2 separate regions of the Homo sapiens genome follow, and region 2 is linked to region 1. Evidence: chromatin loops called from intact Hi-C (ENCODE). Cell type or tissue: PC-9. All regions are shown on one strand.

Evidence for each region. Hi-C counts contacts between places; a loop is a spot of excess contacts. Peaks named below come from ENCODE experiments on the same cell type or tissue, not always from the same donor. Only the 100,000 strongest peaks of a DNase experiment are listed, where the experiment ranks them.
Region 2: a loop joins it to region 1, with 9 times the contacts of the local background. A loop is called at or near these places in 1 of 110 quality-filtered maps.

Annotation. Positions count from the first base shown.
Region 1 is chr7:142,495,207-142,497,706 of GRCh38, reverse strand. It overlaps TRB. Among named protein-coding and RNA genes, the nearest start is that of MIR11400, 22 kb to the right of the region's middle. In PC-9, CTCF peaks have their summits at 820 and 1,023 (motif pointing left); a DNase peak (open chromatin) is centred at 776; H3K4me3 peaks cover 398 bases; H3K27ac peaks cover 1,263 bases.
Region 2 is chr7:142,555,542-142,558,041 of GRCh38, reverse strand. It overlaps TRB. Among named protein-coding and RNA genes, the nearest start is that of MIR11400, 82 kb to the right of the region's middle. In PC-9, no CTCF peak of the experiment used is centred here; a DNase peak (open chromatin) is centred at 1,131; H3K27ac peaks cover 2,500 bases.

The DNA.
Region 1 (2,500 bases):
ATCAGTCTCACAATTGAGACTTTCATTTCTTTTTGGCTTTCAACAGATTGGCCAATTGGTGAAGTGATTTTTTTGCCCAGCAAGCAGCCTGCTCCCCTCTTTGTGAGTGGGGTCCTGGGACACCCGGCCCTCCGCCTTTGGCAGCCTCACAGAGGGGAGTTGGGCACAGCGCAGACACACGGGGTTCCCTGCATGTGGGGTTTGCAATCCCTGTAAAGCCCAGCTGTGGATCTCCAGTCCTGCAGTTAATGGATCCCAACTAAAAAACCTTGCGTCTAGGTGTCTGCTCTACCTGTAAGTGCTAAAGAGGGATAGAGGCTGGAGAAAAATAAAATGTTTGCTCAATATTATTCTGTAACATTTTACAAGAAAATAAATTGAGGAGTCCATGCATTTTCATCCAAGCCAAGGTCATGAGGATAATAGCTGAATTTCTTCCTTAATCTACCCTGAGAAGACTCAAACACTGTTCTATGCCCACAAATACTTTAGTAGTGACTTATTTATAGTCTATTTTTGATAATTCTTCTAGTCAATTATATTCAGCTCTAACAGCACAGTTTGATGTGTCTACTAACATTTTCCTTCAGTAGTCTGTTTACTTAGGTGTTTTAGAACTTCTCAATATTTTTTGCCCTCCAGAGAACACATACTTGGTGTCCAATGGAATCTCAGCCAAGGTGATGTTATCAGTAAGACTTATGAACTTGCAGAATCCCAGATCACTCAAGCAGGTTAAAGCTGTTGCCTGGTCAGACAATTTCCAATGTTCCTCTGAGGCATTTGCTCCTCTGCACCCGCCCCTGATACGAAGGCAAAAATTCTTCAACTGTAGATGTCACTAAAGATTACAGGGACTTCCCGCCTCTTGCATAGCTGTAGGTAGCCTAGCAATAACTGAAAACTGCTGCAACATCTGCATAATATGGGATCCAAGCCCTAATTTTTCTTAACCCTTTCCCTCCTAGACTGCTCGCCCAGACTCCCCAGAGCCCAGTGGACCATAGTGCCATCTTGTGGCCAATAAGTGAAGTTTCATCATTATTTCTTCCGCTGGGAAGTGTCTGCTGAGTGAGCCGGCAGAATATTCCACAAGTGCCGTCCCGCAGGTGTTATGAGCAGCTTCCCTAAATCATCATACCAACACTAGTTCTAACCCTGACTATTGCTTTCAGTTACCAAAATCTTAATATCCCACCGTCATTCTGAAAAACTCTTAACAAATATCTCCAGTTATAGTTTAACTTTTTCTCCCTTAAACTACCATCTAAAGAAAGAGGAATAGAAGGAGAGGAATGAAAGAAAATAATATTTGGTTTTAAATAGTAAGAAAACACAGACGTTGAGGTATAAAGAGATTATTTAATGTGAATCACTAAAGATAAACAAACACATCCTCCTAAAATGACAATGTTACCCCAAAAGTATAGATCAGCAAAAGATGAAGTCAAATGTCTATTAATAAAAAGTAAAATTGAAATATATAAAATGAAACCTCTTACAAGGCAATAAGCAATGGTGGAGGGAGCAGTACCTAATGTAGAAACTAAGGATGGATATAGCTAAGACTAGCAAAGGGGCTGCTACAGGAAATGATCAGCTTGTACAATGCACATCCACTGATCTGAGCACCAAACACGGAAGAGATGATTCTGAAACAGGCAGAGGAGCAGCGGGAGATGAGGACATGCTGGTACAAAATAGCATCATAAGGAAGCAAATCAGCCAGGGGACTGTGGATTAGATAACTGTGCTTTCTCCTGTCTCCTGTGACAGCTGAACTGGACCATTTTCCTCTCCAAGGATTTGTTCCCGCACCCTGAGTTAGAGGACCCTGGGATTTGCTCCTCCTCAGCTTCCCATGGATGAAAATCCCTCTCCCTCCTTGTTGAGCATGGTCTGAAAGAGAGGTCATCTCTCCCTCCCCTTCAATCTCACAGTATTGGGGATTGGCACAGACTTCTCAATTGGCATCGGCCTCTCTCAGGGCATGCTCACATGCCCCCTAACTGTGACTTTTCATTTCCACTAGACTGAAAGTTAGATGTGGGCAATGAAACTTAACACCTTTATCATAGGATGCATAAGTAACTGCTTTCAAAATTATTGTTGTTTCTTTCACTGCCTTGGGTTATATCTGAACAGGAAAAAAAGGCACAATTTCTTAATGTGACTTAACCACAAAAACCTTCCCAAGTGCCAAGAACAATATAACTGTAAAGGGATTGCTGTCCTAATTGGTGAGATGGCCAAATAAAACAAAAACAAAGAAAATGTTATCAAATACTTTAATGGAGACCCAGAATCCCAGTCCCTCTTATACAAACATCATTGCATGGCCTCCCTCTAACTAAGAGACAGGCAGAGCCATTCCTGTGCCCTGCACCTGGCAGGAAAGCCCTGCTGGAGCCTGTTGGGAGCTGGTGAGGATGAGCCTTGGTGATTCTGTCCCAGAGCAGGGATTCTCAGGGAACTCTGGACAACTTCCAGGGACTGAGAT
Region 2 (2,500 bases), 60 kb before region 1:
TTAGTGCTATGGGGTAGGACAGAAACACCCCAGACATTGACAATGCAGTCAGAAAGGTGGAAACATAATGTCAGTTTTAATACTGATAAGCAGCAGGTCTCATTGTGAAACTCGATGGGCTGGCTAACATGATGCTGAAACAGAATTTAACCCATTCCCTATCCCCTCCAAACTGCAGGCCACCCTGCATGGAAGAGAGAGTTCCTCACTGATCTTAGCACATGTTGAAAATAATCTACTTTTCTCTAGGGAACCAGGAGGAAAACGGGAAAATAAGGAGAGACTAAACTAAAATGAAGAGAGGAAATAGTATAACTGATTTCCCTTCTGTAGAGAAGATTTGGCAAGGAATAGGAAGATTAAAACAGGATTATTACTTTCGGGGTGCCCCACAAAATGGGGTGTGTTGTCCCAGGAGATTGGCTTTAAACGGGGTAAAACAATAGCCACATATCAGTTACTCCCTCTAATTTTGACCATTGCCCCAGGAAATACTCATAAAACAGCACAAATCCACCCCCAGAACTCAGTAATTAAATTAATTTGAAGCCCAATCTGTACTATTTGACCAGATCTCAGCATTCTCTTGATTGTCTTTCCCATCTTGCCATATGGTCCAATGGAACACAGAGGTTATGTGATAGAAATAAATAACAGTAGAAGAATACTCTAAAAACAACATGCCCCAAACAAAGATATGTCTCAATTGGATTATGAATGGTCTTGATAAGTTTTTTTAAAGTATTTGATATCAGAGTTTAACATCTCTATACCATTTAAGTTGAATATTAGACAAATCACAAAGAATCTAACATTAAAATACAAGGAAAATTAGAATTCCAGGTAAAGTTATTTTCACCTTAATCCCAATAATTAAGGATAATGGCACTCACTCTTTCTGTTGTTATCTACATAGTTGGAAAAAAAATATCAAAAACAACATTAAAAATTTTAGTTAAAGTCCTAAAAAAATAATAATAATTTGGCTGGAATGTTGGTGAGGGCAAGAGCTCCGGGAGGTGAGCACAGCAGTCCATTTGCCCTAGCGGGCATTTGCAGATCCTGACTCAGCACTCAGGAAGCTGACTCACAGGCCACGGGGGTAAAGGCAAAGCCCAGAACATACCGAACGTGTCATTGCCAAATTCCACTAGTAACAATAAGCCAGAGACAAACCTGTTCTCCAGATGCTCCAGGACACCTCAAGCCTTAAACTGTGATTCAGGGAGCCTGACTGTTTATATCTACATGCACTTTCAGAAGCACAGAAAAATGATCTCTGCAGAAAAATATCCATCCTACCCCCAAAATTATTTCTACAACTATAGTGTTTGGCAAAGTGTCAAACATCATCAGATTGGTAAGGAGAAATACAAATGCCATGAAAACTCAAGCACCATAACTGAGAAGCAGCACAAAAAGAAAATCACAAAAATATCCTATGAAGATCTTAGAGGTGAAAATGATCAGACAGACTCTGAAACAACTGTGTGTCCTATATTCAAATAATAAAAAGTGATCTCAGAAAATGTTATGAGGGAGTTATTAACTATAACTAACATAGCAGATTGGGAAAAGAAAAAAATAGAAATTTTGACAAGGAGATGGTGAGTGAGTGGTCATTTTAATCCATCACATCAGTGAGGTTTTATTACAGGAATAAAGGACAGGGAGATGTGCAATGAACAAATGGAAATAAAGCCTGACTTGCCATCAGGTATTAGATTGGATAAGGAGGGGAGGGAAGTCAGGAGGGGCAAATGGACAGTGACAGTGCTTTCAGACAATTTCCAGTATGCTGCTTTTTAAGTAATTCTAACCAATACTTCAGAAAGATTTCTAGTATTAGAGAGTTTAGGCAGAAGTAGAGTAATGAATATGGAGCTAGACACACAGAGTGTATATTATCAGAGAGGGCAATTGATTGCTTCAGAAGTTCTTACAAGGAATATTTCAATCCACTAAGGAACTTTTAATATACAAGGCAGACACGTAGAAATGTCCTCTGAACTGACTGGTCCAGGTCTAGATATATTCTTGGGCTGGGATGATTACATAGAAGAGTTAGAGAGTTCAGGAGAAGTAGAATTCATGTGGAGCTAAGATTTGCACCTGGTTGCCGGGGTATCCATTTGTGTGCATTTCTTTGAACTGGAAAAAGGGCTGAATAACATACCTGAAATTATAATCACTATCATTAACAACATCATTATTAGCATACTTTACCAAAAATAAAACAGAAGGAAAAAGATTTCCAAACACATACTGTGTGTTGAGACTTTGCTAGACAGCCGGGGTGTCACTAAGGGTAACAAGTCATTCACATGCTGACAACTACATAAGGGGAGCCTGCTGTTTGCTGCTTGGTATAATCACTATCTGTATTATTAAGTTTATTGTACATGTTTCATGATCACATACTTTTATGGGAGATAAACCATCACTACCCCTGAGGACTCAATCTCTGATAAGTCACTTTAGGTTTCTTGAGTTGTCCCCA